Regions from separate parts of the Homo sapiens genome. Here region 1 is linked to region 2. The links are chromatin loops, found by intact Hi-C in ENCODE. Cell type or tissue: Caco-2. All regions are shown on one strand. Each heading gives the region's core, and the rest is flanking DNA. Links, peaks and the distances in the headings are about the cores only. Region 1 has its middle 210 kb from the start of RPS6KA3. Region 2 has its middle 95 kb from the start of RPS6KA3.

Region 1 (8,342 bases), core at 197-8,196, 120 kb after region 2:
ACAAACATCTATTATCTCATAGTTTGAGGGCCAGGCATTCAGGAGCATATTAATTAGGTCAGTCTGGCTCAGAGTCTCTTATAAAGCTGCAGTTGAGGTGTGGGCTGGAACTACAGTCATCTGCAGACTTGCTAAAGGCTGAAGGCCCCACTCCTAAGATGGCCCACTCACATGGTTGTTGGTGGGTGGGAGGCCTTATGGGTCTCTCCATGGGATTGCTTGAATGTCCTCATGATATGGCAACTGGCTTCCCTTAGAGCAAGTGATTCAAGAGACTAAGACTCAGCCTTGGAAGTCACACACTGTCATTTCTGCAATATCTTATCTGTTATACAGGTCAGCCCCATTTGCTGTGGGAGGGGGACTATATGTGATCATGAATACCAGGAGGCAGGATTCACTGGGGCCATCTTGAAAGCTGGCTACCATAGGATGTGCCATCTGCTATTTCATGCTTGGGCCATAAAAACCTCTCATGTGCTCCTTCAATCTCCTTTCCTGTTCTAGCTGGCTGAAATGCAATGATTCCCAGGGAAACTTGGAACCCATGTGTTGAAGGTGGTAGCACTTCCATCAGCCTGGGTCCTGAATGCCTGCAGGAGAATATCCTTTTGATCCATGTACCTGCCGAGGACTGGTAAGTGAGCAAGAGATAAGCTTCTACTGTTTTTGAGTCATTGTACAGTTTCAGGTCTATTTGGTTCAGTAGTTAGTCCACCCCGACCAGTATAACTTTGATGCAGGGAATCTTTACAATGTCCTCCACTGAAGCAAAGTCAAGTGCTCTAGAATGTTGAGGTAATGAGTGACTATCTGTATTGCCTCCATTTCTTCTTTTTCTTATGGTTTTCTTTTTCAACAAGTATCTATTGAGTGCTGATATAGTTTGGGTATTTGTCCGCACCCAAAGCTCAATTCAACATGATTTGAGATGAAAAGTAATGGCAAAACCAGCAATTACCTTTGCACCGACCTAATAATCCCCAGTGTTGGAGGTGGGGCTTGGTGGGAGGTGTTTGGATCATGGAGGTGGGTCCCTCATGAATGGTTTGCGCTATCCCCTTAGTGATGAGTGAGCTCTCACTCTGAGTTCACATAAGAATCCGGTATTTTAAAGCTTGTGGCACCCCACCTCCCCACTCTCTATCTTGTTCCTGCTTTTGCTTTATGATGTGCCTGTTCCTGCTTCACCTTCTGCCATGAGTAAAACTCTCTGAGGCCTCCCCAGAAGCTGAGCAGGTGCTGGTGTCATGGTGCTTGTACAGCCTGCAGAACCGTGAGCCAATTAAACCTCTTTTCTTCATAAACTACCCGGTCTCAGGTATTTCTTTATAGCAATGGCCTAACACACATGCCTACCATATATCAGGCCTTGTTCTAGTTGCAAGGGGCACAGCTGTAACAAGACAAAGTCCCTGCTTTATGGAGCTCACATGTGTAGTAGATGCCTCTTGATGAATGTACCCCAAATTTTAACTACCAAGTTACCCCTGAATATGAACACCAGCAAACTGGTTATTCAGCAACAAACTTATTACTTACTTACTTGTTACTGAATAACCAGTTTGCTGATGTTATTTTTCAGGGGTTCCAAAACCACAAAGGCATTAGCTGAATCTTCTGACTCCATGAGAGTCTAATAGATTTGTGTTTCCCTACTTGTGCTCTAAGCCAGCACCCACACTTCTAAAACTCTAATGTGCACACAAATCAACTGGAGATCTTGTTAAAATGGAAAATCTGATCAGCAGGACTGGGGTGTTGCTTGAGACTCTGCATTTCTAACAAGCTCCCAGGTGGGACTGATGCTGCTGGTCCATCACTTTGTGCAGCAAGGCTCTAAGGAACATTAGTTACTGGATGGTAAAGAAATCCTATGTGAAAGGGATTTCGAGTTCAAATAAATGAGAACATATAGCCAAAGGGAGAGGCCAGGTCCAGTTGCCCTGGTTCCTGATCACTCTCTAATTTCTGGTGGCAGTCCTACCAGAAGCCTAACATTACTTTTTTTTTTTTTTTTTTTTTTTTTTTTTTTTTGAGATGGAGTCTCACTCTTGTTGCCGAGGCTGCAGTGCAATGGCATGGTCTCGGCTCACTGCAAACTCTGCCTCCTGGGTTCAAGTGATTCTCCTGCCTCAGCCTCCCGAGTAGCTGGGATTATAGGCATGCACCACCACGCCCTGCTAATTTTGTATTTTTAGTAGAGATGGGGTTTCTCCATGTTGGTCAGGCTGGTCTTGAACTCCCAACCTTGGGTGATCCGCCTGCCTCGGCCTCCCAAAGTGCAGGGATTACAGGTGTGAGCCACTGCGCCTGGCCAACATTACTTTCTACCATGGGTTCTGTGAGATAACCCTCTTCCCTTATAATAAATTTACTTTTTAAAATTTAACGAATTTAAGAGGGCTTCTGTAATTTGTACCCCTCCCCACCCGTAAGAAAAAAGAACCTAGAGTAAAAAGAACCAGGCACAGGGAATGAAGGAGAAACATAGCTATGCTGCAGAGCTGAGGACAAGGTCAAGAACAATCAAGCTGTGAAGGTAACATGAGGCAGATGCCCCAGGAGCCCGGAATGCCTTACACACTTCTGCCCCTACTAAGCCTTAGTTTCTTCATTGATAACAAAGGATTTTCTGTGAGAATCAAATGGAATAATGTTCTTGGATTACATAGCAGTGGTACTTTATGAATGTGGCCATTATATTTTTCTTCTGTAAAATATTACCTGCATGCTAGGGGTTTGTGAGGATAAAGTGGGATAATGACCATAAAGCAATTAGCAATTGGTTGGACACTCAACAAATGTTATCTACTGGAAACCAAGGTGGAATTAAAGGAGAAGAATTAAATGTTTTTTTTTCCCCAGATAGAAGAGAGCTGTCATGTTTGAAAACAGAAGTGAAGATATCCCTGGAGAGTTAGTGAAGGTCATTGATGGAAGCTCCAGGAGAGAGTGGGGATAATGGAAGGAATAAAGTTATCCACATCTCATCTTAAAGCTAGCATCTTTAATACAGTATAACCAAGATGATTCCTGAAGGAATACTCCACCTGAACTCAAGAGTAGTTGCTTACCAAGAAGAAGCAGTTCAATTGTTCCTAAAACATATAATTTGTCTATCTGTATAGTTCGACTTTTAGATAAGGATTATAATTTTCAAATATTAACTATTTTCCATTTATGTATCTAGAAGGAACAGCTGAACTAATATAAAAGCATATGTTTTGTGGACATTGTCACATAATAGTTTGCCTATCCACTACAGCTCAAATTTCCAGGAAAAGATTGTTTCAGTTTTCAACCATTAACTTTATCTTCCATGCCTATGTATCTTAGCATCTCCAAATCTTAAGCAAAGAGAGAAAATTAAAAAGGATGTAAGTTGTTCTCAAGGACATAATCCTTAGGGTGATGGAAATGTTCTGTGTCTTGATTGTAGTGGGGGTTATACAACTATATGTGTATGTCAAAATTCATAGAGCTGTACAACTAAAAAGGGTGAAATTTACTGCCTGCAAAGGATGCCTCAATAAACCTGACGTAAATCAAAGCCAAAAAAACCCAAAATTCTTGAACACCTCCTCTGACATTGTGGTAGGGTACGTAAGCACATAAAAAAACAGATTTCAGTCTTAAAGACTGAAATATGAAAGTAAAGTTCCAGTGTTATCATCTAAATTACCATAGAAAAATTTTCCTAGGACACTTCGTTTCTGTTGTGCCTTATCAGTGACAGCTCTTTGAACCCTTCGACCTGACCAGTTAGGAAAAGTACAAAGGAAGGGCCCTATCTTTTAGCCATCTTGTTGACTGGATGCAGAAGGAATACTTCCTTTAACCACTGGGGCAACAGTTAAGTTTGCTCAGATACAATCTCATGCAGCATGATGTTTTTAAGATAGTCTCTGTGATTTTCCAGACTCTAGGTTGTGCTCGACAGAAACTCAGCTCCTGCCCAGACCCTTGCCTAGCTTGCATCCTTGCTTCATTCAGGTCTCTGCTCAAATGTCCCTTGGCAGAAAGGCCTCCTTATCAGCCCTATTGCAAATGACCATATTTGTGAATTGGCTGCCTCTCTCACTAGACTGGAAGTTCCATGAAGGCTTCATCTTTTCTCTTAAGTTCCATAGCCCCAGCACTAGAGCAGTGTTTGGCATACAGTAGGTGTTCGCGAACCATTTAAAGTGAAGAGGAGAATCGATTGGCCTCTGAATCTAAACCACAGTAAAAGGGAGGAATAATTAGAACTAGGGACTTGAATGCACGCAGAGTTCACTTTGGTCATTCACCTGCCATTCTCTCTGGTGTCTCCTTCCTACTCTCAATGATCCACATAGTGGCTGCCTTGGAACCTCCAGGCTTATCATATCACAACTCCACAATCAGAGGGGAAACAGTCTTTCTCGCTCAGCTCCAGGTTGCATAACCCCGGGAAATGTTCTGATTGGCCTGTCTCCCAGTGACATACAGAGGAGGCCAGGACTGAGCCACAGTGTATCTGCTCTTTTCCTCATTTCTCACTCTCCAATCCTGCCTGCTCCATCTATTTTGGTGATGTTGCCCCAGTTTTAATAATGATGCTTTACAGCCCATTGCAGATGCTGTTAGAACTCTGCCATTATCCCCCTGGATCCCTTTAGTATTTTTGCTCACACCTGCTTCCTGCATGACATGCATTCGCTCTCAACAGCAACACCTGCCGATCCTTGCTGGCGGGCTGCCCTAGGCTACTAGCACCTGCTTTGCCTGTGCAATAAGAGAGTTCGAAGTGCCTCTAGGGGTAGCCCTTGACTGATGACTGACAGCCTAGGAGTATAAACGCTGCAGTCCCTTTACTCATGATGGAAACAACTCTGAGATGTGACCTCCACATGTCCCCAGAACTCCCTCAGCATGGAGCCTAAGTTACCCTCCATGGGGATTTGCTGGATGCTGCACCCTTGCTTGGCCTCCTTCCCATCCCAGTCCCACTTCCCATTCTCTACTTGGGAATATCTACTAAATAAATAACTTTCACATGAATTTGCAGTCTTCATCCGGAGAACCCCACCTACAACAAGCTCCATCTTTGCCCCTAGCTCTCCACCTATTTGTCATAAGATTTTTTTTGAGGGCAGGTACCTTGGCATAGTTTCCTGCCTCCCCTCCACACATATGCACTACAGAAATGTTTACTTATTTGCTTTTAATATGTTCCTATCCTTAGAGTTCCTTCCTATTTTCCAGGTTTCCCTGTTTCAACTATCATTGCTTCTCAGATATGCTAATTTTCTTGCTTTGCTTATTACTGATGGCTTGTCTATCTGCCCTCTCTAATTCAACATGTTAAACATTCCTAAGTCATAAGTCAAATACCATATGTTCTCACCTATAGGTGGGAGCTAAGCTCTGGGTATGCATAGACATACAGAGTAGTATAATGGACATTGGAGACTCAGAAGGGAAGGGTGGGAGGGGGACGAGGGATAAAAACTATATATTGGGTACAATGTACACTATTCTGGTGACAGGTACAATCAAATCTCAGACTTCACCGCTATACAATGCATCTATGTAACCAAAACCCCCTTGCACCTCAAAAGCTATTGAAATTAAAACAAAAAAACTATTACTAACATGGAGACAAACTAATTTCTTTGAAAAATGTAAACCATTTAAAAGGCAAATATTACCAAATCTATTCACCATCTTCCTTATCTGGCCTTGAAGGACTATTTATGCACTATTTAACCCAGTTGACCTGACCAGTGGACCTGGTTTTCCACAGAAGTGGCTAGATTCTTTGAAGTTAATGTTGGACTTGATTTTTTAAAAGCAGGCCCTGAAAAATTTTAAAGGACTATATGTCCAGAATATTATAAAATCAACAAAAAGAAACATTCCTTGTATTTTCCTCTTATTTTCTATACCTTTCTTCTATGTTTTGCATTAGGTGCTTGCTCAAGATCTCAGTCATGCTTTGACTCAGTTTAACAGTCAAATCATTACTAATCGTACTACCTTTTCATAGTTCACACTTCTAAAATATTAACTTGTAAAAGAAGGAATGCGATAAAGCCATCAGAACACCAAGTGGTGTCTTTATTTCTTAATCATTTTCTAAAACATTACTTAATTCAGTTGAATTCAGAGAAACTTTTAGTAATTCTTATCAGATGAATTTATATACATACCATTGTGGAAAATAAAATAACTTGTGAGCATCTTTGATACAGCCTCAATCAACATTGATGTTGAAACCAGAGGCTGTAAGTTTCAAATAGCAGTTTATGAGAAAACATGGAGAGAAATTTTAAGATGTTGGCGTGAACACTTCTGACAATGTAAAACACTCGGCTAACCATTGCCCTTTGCTTCGACAGATAAGAAGTTTAGCAAATATTTACATACCAGTTTTCACAACATTTAAGCTAAATTTTTACTTCTATGTATTGTCATTATAAGGTTTAACTTCTAAGACTGTTTACTAAAAAGGGCAAAGAGCATTTTTATAATATTGCAAGGTCTGTCTTAATAACTCCAAAGACTGCTGACTTGTAACCCTGAGACTGAATGTTTATTACAGGAAGCTGCATGTTAGAATGTTTGAGGTAGAAAATTGTGCTTGTTTGCTTCAACTTGTAAACTACGTTTTTCATAAAAGGTTGATTTGACTCACCAACTCTTTGATAATTGTCCTACCATTTTTGACCTCACTGATCCAGCTCTAATTAACTCAACAAATAAAAGAGAATGTGCAGATTAGTTTGGAATTAAGGACATAGCTGAAGGCATTCCTTGGGAAAAGTGATTTTGCCAACAAAATAAATACTCTAACAAAAGAATGTTAAAACACCAATACAGATCACATCACTCTTCATAAAACCCCCAAACTGGAAGCTATCCAAATACTGCCTGACAATAGTAGGTTGGATAAATATACTGTGGTATATTTATAGAATGGAATATTATAAAGAAATGAGAATGCTCTGCAATCAGGCACAATGACATAGATGGCTCTCATAAACAAAATGTTGAGCGAAAGAAGCCAGACACAAATGAGAACATACCATATGCTTTCATTCATTAAAAGTTCAAAAACAGACAAAAGTAATTTATGGTATTGTGTTGGGATAATGCTTATCTTGGGGTAGTAAGGCCTGAAAGGAGGCATAATGGGGGATTCTGGAGAGCTGATATGGTTCTATTTCTTGAGTTACATATTTATTTGAGTATTTTTCTATATGTTATCCTTCAATAAATGCTATTAAAACCCCCATGCTATACAGAACCTTTATTTTCAATGGCGTTATCTACTTTCCAAAAGAATTTGAGTAGTCTTTCAGATCGAGGAAGGGTGCTAGATGCTGCTGTGAACGTTGATAAAAGCAGGCTCGGTCCTTAAAGACCTTGTGGTATGATGGGAGAGTGGCTTCAACATAAGGTGAATAAAGTAAGCAGAAGCTGCTCAGGTGGCGCAAAGGCGGTGCCTTACTTAGTCTGCGGATAGGAAGGGTCATGGAGGTCTTCCAGTAAGAGATGATGCTTGAGCCATGTCTTAAAGGTTATGTAGGCGTGAGCCAGGCAGAAAAGGAAGCAAAGGAGGAATTTCAGAGGGAGGAATTGTGAATGGGCGAATTATCGCAGGACATATCTACAACTGGATATGGCATGAGTGTTGCATACAAATAAAGAAGCAAAAAAGGTTAGCAAGGGCTTGGTCCAGAAGAAAACTGTGCTCATGAGCTAAGGGGGTTTGGACTTTACTCTGGGATCAATGGGAAATTATTGAAAGGTTTTAAGCAGAGGAATGCTGTGGTCCTACTGGCATTTTTGAATGATCCTTCTGGTTGTGAGGAACCTGGTGGGTTCTTCTAGGTGGGTGGGTGAACTTGAACAGATACAACAGCACTCAAACAAGAATAAAAACAGAAGATCTGAGATATAACATGTTATGTGGGGTGAGGCAGGGAAACATTGGAAACACTTATTGAGAGTCTTATGTGATTAAAAAAAAAAAAAAAAAACTACTCTAGGTCCCTGTGAAAGATATTAGCAGTCCAGGTAAGCCTACTGGTGGTCACTCAAAACAGCAGTGTTGCAATAGTCTTTTGTTCTAGTTTTGCCCTAAGCTTATATCATTTACTTAAATATATCCATGGAAGCCCTCATTGCACAATTGTCCCGTGAGTACATCCAAAAATTCTGACCAGCAGAGCTGTGAATAATTACAGTTGTCTCCAGTGTCTTCACTTGTTTCAGGTTCCCAGCCCATGACCCTGTGATTCAGTATAGAGATGCTTCAAGCACCTCAGGAAACAGCAGAAGCATGTCATCAAGTACTTTTCCACCCTCTAAAT
Region 2 (8,342 bases), core at 266-8,265:
TCTAATCTAGGTCTGACAGAATAAGGACCTGCACTGGAGTGTCAGCAACAGGAACAGAGAGGAAGCAGTACACTGAGAAAGGAATTCGAAGGAAATTAAGAAGGTACTAAGATTGGCTACAGAGGTAAAGGAGAAGCAAGAGGCAAAGACGATGTAGGACGGTGGTTCTCAAAGTATGGTCGATCCCAGGACCAGCAGCATAGCATCATCTGGGAACTTGCTAGAAATGCAAATTATCAAGCCCCTCCATTTCTCTTCCCCTCCCCTCTTCCACTTACTGAATCAGAAACTCTGGGGCAGGTGCCCAGTGAATTGTCTTAAGAAGCTCTCCATGTGATTATGATATGCACCGAAGGTTGAGGACCCCTGGTGCAGTGGATGCTGCTGGTACCCTACCCAAATACCCCAGGCTGTGCATCCATTCCCTGGCTGCTGTGAATACTGGTTGGCTGTTAATATGGTTTGGCTGCATCCCTACCCAAATCTTATCTTGAATTGTAGCTCCCATAATTCCCACGTGTTATGGGAGGAAACTTGTGGGAGATAATTGAATCATGGGGGCAGTTTCCCCCATACTATTCTCGTGGTAGTGAATACGCCTCATGAGATCTGATCGCTTTGTAAGGGGAAACCCCTTCCTCTTGGCTCTCATTCTCTCTAGTCTGCTGCCATGTAAGATGTGCCTTTGGCCTTCCACCATGATTGTGAAGCCTCCCTAGCCACGTGGAACTGTGTGTCCATTAAACTTCTTTTTCCTTATAAATTACCCAGTCTTGAGTATGTCTTTATCAGCAGCATGAAAATGAACTGATACAGCTATATTAGTCAAGGTTCTTTAGAGAAATAGAAATTTATTATAAGGAATTGACTCATACAATTATGGGGGCTGAGAGGTCCCATGATCTGCCTTTTGTAGAGACCCAGGAAAGTCAGTGAGGTTTGAAGCCTTGACAGCCAGAGAGCCAATGGTGTAGACTTCAGTCTGAGTCTAACGGCCTAAGAACTGGGAGTGCTGAGGGCAGGAGAAGATTGATGTTTCAGTGCAAGCCAACAGGCAAAGAGTGAAATTAACCTTCCTCCACCCTTTTGTTCTATTCAGGCCCTCAGTGGATTGGGTGATGGCCACCCACATTGGGTAGGGCCATCTGCTTTACTTACTTTACTAGTCAAATACTAATTTCTTCTGGAAACACCCCCACAGACACACCCAGAAATAATGCTTAACCAGATATCTGGGCATCCCTGGCCCCATCAAGTTGACACATAAACTTAACCATCACGGTTGCTAACCGTTCATAGCTGCCCCCCGTCTCAGGATACTTCCCCCTAGCTGAACAGGAGCTACAGAATCTGAGAAGTTAAAGCCCACTTCCCCCTACTCTGGGGCCTAGAGTCTGACATTGGGGTATGTAAAGCTGGCCTTTTAGTCTTGAGGAGAGAGTTTGTGGTGATCCTAAGCCCCTGTGTGGTTCCGCCCAAGGCTGGACTTTATCTAAGACTGTATCCTTGCTTGACGCTTTCCCTGCTCTATTCTGCTTCCTCCACTCCATAACTCCAGAACAGGTTTCTCCTGAGCGCATTCGTTCAGTCAGTTACAAGCATCCAAATCCCAGTCTCAGGCTCTGCTTCTAGGCAAAGCGGATGGCTCTAATGTCGGGGAAGCTAAACATAGGCTCCCAAGGATGTAATGAGTATGTCGAAAATATATGACTCATGATGGCTTGATCTGACCTGGAGTTTTTATAAAATTATTATTTTTTTCAAATAGTAATACATTTACATGGTTCAAAAATCAAAAAGTAGAAAATAAGATGTGGTGGAAAATCTCTCTCCTAACCCATTCCTCTATCATCTCCCCATTTACTTCCCTGCATAGGTCACTGCAGTTGTTAATTGCTAATATATCGTTCCAGGGATTTCAAAAATGCATAGACAAATAGATACAGATTTATATTATTTTCCCCATCCCCTTTACACAAATGATAGATTTTTATACCCCGTGTTCTGCACCTTGCTTCCCCTTCCCCTTACATTATATTTTGGAGGACTTACCACATATATACATAGAGAGCACCCTCATGTATTTTTTTTTTTTTTTTTTTTTTTTTTTTTTTTTACAGCTGCACAGGATTCCAGTGTAGGGAAACACCATAGGTTTTGTAACTGGTTCCCCCATTCCTGGCCATTTAGGTTATTGTCAATCTTTTGTTTCAATCCTACTTTTGAAAACTACTGGACCACATAAAGTTGCCTATATAAGTGTGATTCTCCACAGTGTGGATGTTTTACATCATTACTAGTCAGGTGTTCAAGGGGGACATGAACTCTTTCATAGGGGGCCATGTTAAAGTCTAAAGGTTGTATTATTTGGGAATCTGCCATTTAGGAAAGCCTGATGTCTGAAATGATGTGTGAAAAAAAGCACATAAGTTAGGAGGTGATGATTTTATTTTTATGACACTTTATTTAATAAGCTTACCACAGTGTTCTTTTAGATGGAGAATTTCTTGGTCTTAAAAATATGATTTAATGGTACAAAAATCTAAATTACCTTCATCTTTGCAGGAATACATTATTGTATTTAAGCAAGCTGCTTCTGTATTGTTTTATACTTATCACCTACTGTATATGGACTTTGCGAGGCCTGTTTAAGCAGTACTATTATTGTTATTTTGAGACAGGGTCTCACTCTGTCACCTAGGCTGAAGTGCAGTGGTGTGATCATAGCTCACTGAAAGCATTAATATATTGTGTTAAAATTTTGTTATAGTGAATGGTCATTGGTTAGGGTTTGGCAATATTATTGTTGAATAAACTTTCTTGGTCAAAATTGTACTTATTTTTATGAAATCCAATCTGGAATGATCCTTTGGGGTCTTGAAAGATGTAATTCACGTCTTAGAACCTGGCTTTGGAAAAATATTTTGGCTTGGCATAGTAGATATTTTGTTTTTAATCTGACAAAGCTTTTCAACTCTCTTTACTAGTTTTCTTTTCAATTTGTTAGAATCCTTTAACTAAAAGAATAATGAATTTTTTTTTCCAAGAAGGCAGGAGGTACTCTGAATATTTTAAAAATCCATTTCCTAGAAACGAAAATTTTTGTTTTTCCTATTGCTGAGGATAGCGCAATTAAATTAGAGACACTCTTGTGGCATTATGAGTAGTTTTCTGAATTTTTCCTTCCCTTTTTGATATGTCAGACCTGTAAAGCATAAATTATAATTTGAGATTCAAATTTTGTTGTTTTAGTTCACTTCAAGTAACACCTTGCTGTTAATTTCTACCGATTTCTACTCAAACAGATTGCAAATTGTTTAGAATTGTTACCAGTACAAATTGTTTAGAATTGTTTCCACAGAGTAGGGAGGTTGTAAAATGTTAATTGAGCGGAAGAATTTGATCTTTGCAGATTAGTGGGTCTTTGTTATCTCGGAAAGCGGGATTTAAAAAAAATCCTCAACCTTACATATTATCCCCTGAAAATGCCAAACAAAAATAGTAGTTGTAGCTGCTTTAGTATATGCAAGTAAACATTTGTTCAGGTGAGAAAGGAATGTGTTATCTAAGGCAAGGGGGAGACCGCTATCACTTGACAGGGGAGGAATTTTAACTGAAAGGGCACTTTCTAAATTTCCAGATGAGCCCACAGAAATGACAGACATTGAAGACTCACAGACTTTTGTGAACAGAATTTTTGTGGCAAAACATGGAAAACAGAGAAAGCATGTCATGTTTTATCCATGTGCTCGGTTGTGCCAATATTGGCTGAATGTTGCACAACAGCCCGGTAGCTGCACTTACCGCAGCTGTCGTTTAAGGAATGTGGCAGATTTGCTAGACTTAAAAATTGTTCCAGCAAAAATTCCATTTTTACTTTAGGAATTTTACTTAGGAATTGGGGAGAAAGCTCAGAAAAATGCAGAGTTGGATGCTTGCTGCCATTTACTTGTCCAGTCTCATCTGTCTTCCCTGATATTTGGGCTAGGGGCAGGCACAGCTGGGGCGGAGTCTCAATGGGCTGGACAGGGTTGGGGAGAGGGAGAAACTGTCTTTTATCCAGGGTGGCAGTGTGTGAAGCTGCTGGGCAAATAACAAGAATCAACTTGGTTGGAGTTGGGGAGGAAGCTGCTCACCCCAAAACAAGGCAAAGTCCAGAAACAAGTGCCTTGCAAGGACTTCTGAAGCCAGGGGCAAAAAAAAAAAAAAAAAAAAAAAGCCTGCAAGGATTTTGAAGCCTGGTGCTTTCTCTATGCAGTTTCTCTGCAAGCTCTCATGGGCACTGCTGCATCTGAGTCTCCTTTCTCTCCCGTTCTTCCCAGCTCCCTTTCACCAGTTGACCCGGTGTGGAACTCTGAAAATCTAAGAGCTCACCCATCTGGAATGTTAAGAGGCAGCATCTAGATAAAAGGGACTTGGATTACGCAAGAGAAACAGGGCTGCTTTTTCCTTGTCATTTTTTCTTTCTATCTATTTGGGTTTTTAAAAATTGTTATAAAATATGCATAACATAAAATTTACCATTTACATGTTTGAGTGTTCAGTCCAGCGCACACTCAAATACAGTTAAATACATTCCCACTCATGTGCACCCACCACTGTGCATCTATCTCCAGAGAGAGCTTTGTCACCTTCCCAAACAGAAACTCTGTACCCATTAAACACCAACTCCCACTTCCCCGCTTCCCTGCTTCCCCCAGGTTCTGGCAACCACTCTTCTACTTTCTTCCCTTATGAATCTGATTGTCCTAGGTGCCTCATACGCGCAGTTTCATCATTGTTGTGTGGGCATAAAAATCCCTCCTAGCGCTGTTTGCTGTGCACTTGTTGACTGAGGGCTGGCCTCTAAATGCAGACAGGACCGATGGGGGCAGATACGAGGGTGAGGGTGTCTGTATAGCTGAGCAAATGCTGAGCAGGAACACACAGCACGTTAACAATATGTACACCCACACGCATGCTGCTGGGAATGAGTGAAGAGGAAGCTGCCATGTTAGAATGGAGTTTGGGCCGGAGAGTCTCTGCATTTGTTACTCACTGGTGGACGGAGGAAGCTGAATTCTAAAAGCCGTTTAATGAAGGAATGGTGAGGGCTGGGCAAACATGATTAGTCACAGAGCTCCAGGCCTAGGTTATTTATTCTCTAGAGAAGCCCAGGGCTTGTGAGTGGGATGAATTGCTGACTGGCAAGCTGAGTAAATTTGACCAAGAGGCCTAAACTGAGGGGGAAACTGGTCTCTTTATGAGCTCTATTGACACTGAATAGAAATATGGGCTCCATTCCAATTTGTTTCCTAGCAAAATAAATACATAAATATCAAGAGAACTTCCTTGTTTTCAGAAAGAGGAAAGAGTTGAAGTTATTGTAAGTATAAAAGGCAAATGAAAAGGAGATGAGTGGTTTTGAGGATACGATAAAAATATCTCGGTAGGCAGTTACACGTAAGTGTAAGAGGATACTCTGAAATCTTTCCTGGCTGCGAGAGCGAGAGGAGTGGATTACAGCACCCAGCAAGGTTGTGGGTGTGATTATATTCGCGGGTGTGCTGGACTTGGACACCGGACCAACTAACAGCATAAACCTTTGAAATAACGTGTTTGTTTTTGCCAAAATAACAACACGCTCATCTCCCTTAAAATGTCAACATTGCGTTAAAGTCTAGATCCAAATATGCATGGAAATATTTATTGAGTGAAAGAACGAACAATATATGTAATTTAGAACTATGAAGAGTTGCCGGTTTAAAGAAATCCTATGCATTTTAAGATACCTAGACAAACGCCCTGTTCCTGACACTGTTTAGCTCTCACATCTTACCACTGCATTTGCTTTAATCAGGGATCTTAAGACTATCTTGTGGGCTCCTTCTTGGTAGGAGCTAAATTGTTACAACCAACATTTCACACTTTTCAAGCAGATAATAGCCTGCCCACAGGTAGTGTGTATCTGTTATTACATATAATAAACCAAACATTGAAAAGTTAACTGATAGATCCTTTCACACTTTTAGTTTCTTACAGCAGTTTTGATCATTTATCTATTTAATATTTTCATGTCCTGATAATACATGGTTATTGTAAAAAATTTAGGAAATATAACCATAATGAAAATATGGAAATTACTGGTAGTCCACTGTCAGAGATGAATATGATTATATTATGATGTATTTTCTCTAATCTAATTATATATGCCTATAGATCCTTCTCATTTGATGTTTCTTCCTGCACATTTTCTCAGCCATTCAAAAATTTTCAGACATGGTTATTATGATGGCTAGATCATTTCATCACATGGCCTGTACCACACTTTCTTTAAGTGTTCGCCCGGTGTCAAACATTTAGATTCTGTCAAGTTTTTGTTATCAGAAATGACTCTTGGGTGAACATTCACTATGACAATCTTACATTTTTTTCCTCAGGCTGGAATCCCTAGGATTGGGCATAAACAGTTTTTAAAGTTCTTAGAACATTTTCTTACATTCCTTTTTCTCAAAGTTATACCAATTACACTCCTGCCAAGTGGACATTAAGATGCCTGCTACTATTATCCTTAAAACGAAGTCAGCACAAGAATTTAAAAACAGGCTAGACATGGTGGTGTGTGCCTGTAGTCCCAGCTACGCAGGAGGCTGAGGTGGGAGGATCTCTTGAGCCCAGGAAGTCGAGGCTACAGTGAGCCATGATCACATCACTGCATTCCAGATGGGGCAACAGAGTGAGACGCCCGTCTCAAAAATAAATAAATAAATAAATAAATAAATAAATAAATAAATAAATATAAAAAGAATTTAAAAACAAACTTTTTTACTTTGGCAGGTGTAAAATGATTATCTCAGAGCTGTTTGCATTTCTTTGATTGTTAATTAAGCTAAAAAATTCAATGTGTTAATTGGTTATTTTTGTTTCTCCTGAAAATTGTTTGTTCATGTCCTTTGACCACTATTTTTCTATTTGTTTGCCATTTTATACTTGATAAGGATTTTTTGATACTAAAAATATAGTTCTTTGTCATTAGTAGTAACCAATAAGAAACCCAATAGGAAAAAAGATGTTTGTAATAACAATATAAATTATAAAGTTCCTGAAAAGATTATAAGGAGAAAAGTTTCAAACTTTATTGAAGAACCTGATCAATGGAAAGCTGGTTCCGTCTACACTTGGGAGACTTAATACTTTCTAGATGTCAGTTCCCCCTAGGGTAAGTTAAATTAAGTGTAGTTAAAACACAATACATCTACAGGATTTTGGGGAAACTCAAAAGCAAATTGACCCTAAAGTTAATATGAAACAATGAAGTACACAAAAATCTTTTAACAATTTTGAAAGAGAGGAGCAAAACGTGGTGGGATAGTGGAGTGAGACCCCTTCTACTCGATATCAAGACATAGTGCAAGATTACAGCAATTTGAAAAGATGGCATTCACACAGAAATAGAAAAACTATTCTATGAACCAGAATAGAGAGTCCCCTTAAAAGAGAGCCATTGATATATAACATGACTTGTTTCACAATTCGATTGGGAAAAGAACGACTATATTCAAAGAGTGGTGTTGGGACAATTGGCTCTTCATATGGAAAAAAGTTAAAATGACATCATATCTCAAAATAAATTCTGCTAAAGTTCTAAAGGTTAAAACGACAACAACAACAACAGCAGCAGCAGCAGCAATAACAAAACAAACGATGTTCTAAAAGAGAAGAATATATAGACCTTGATGACCTAGTATATGCAGCTATTATGTCTTGCCTGGACACTGCAGTACCCTTCCAATGAATCTCCCTGCCTTCTTTCATGCTTCTCTTCATCTCTTCTCTGCCCTGCAGAACACAGTGACTCTTCTACCTTACAAGTAAGATAAGGTCTCTTTTCTGCCTCTTTACAGTGGCCCACAGATGTCCCTTGCCCTGTGTACCTCTCTCACTTCGTTTCCTACCACTTGGCCTGCTCACTGACTTCCAGCCCCAGCGGCCTTCTTGTTGACTGCTCCTCAAACACTTCAGACATCTTTGCCATCTCAGAGCCTCTTCTTTGGCTTTTCCCTCTGCCTGTAATGCTCTTGTCCCTGATATGTGCATGGCTTTTATTCTCTTACTCCATCCAGGTCTCTGCTCAGCATAGCATCCCCTGACCGCCCTAGGTAAAGTTCCTCCCTATCCACTTACTCTTATTTACTTCTCTTCATAGCCTCTTCCCTCCTAGACAGTCAATTATATATTTATGTAAGCTCCACAAGAGCAGGGGCTTTGTCTGTCTTACATATTATTGTAAGTAATAGTGTGTCCGGAATTGGTGGCTTCTTGGTCTCACTGACTTCAAGAATGAAGCCGCGGACCCTCACGGT

Evidence for each region. Peaks named below come from ENCODE experiments on the same cell type or tissue, not always from the same donor. Only the 100,000 strongest peaks of a DNase experiment are listed, where the experiment ranks them.
Region 1: it touches region 2 in a loop (7-fold over the local background); 2 of 110 quality-filtered maps call a loop at or near these places.

What each region holds. Positions count from the first base shown.
Region 1 is chrX:20,473,595-20,481,936 of GRCh38, forward strand. No RefSeq gene overlaps it. Among named protein-coding and RNA genes, the nearest start is that of RPS6KA3, 210 kb to the left of the region's middle. In Caco-2, for the core only: no CTCF peak of the experiment used is centred there; DNase peaks (open chromatin) are centred at 4,447 and 4,727.
Region 2 is chrX:20,357,681-20,366,022 of GRCh38, forward strand. No RefSeq gene overlaps it. Among named protein-coding and RNA genes, the nearest start is that of RPS6KA3, 95 kb to the left of the region's middle. In Caco-2, for the core only: no CTCF peak of the experiment used is centred there; DNase peaks (open chromatin) are centred at 4,321, 4,821 and 5,141; H3K4me3 peaks cover 1,705 bases.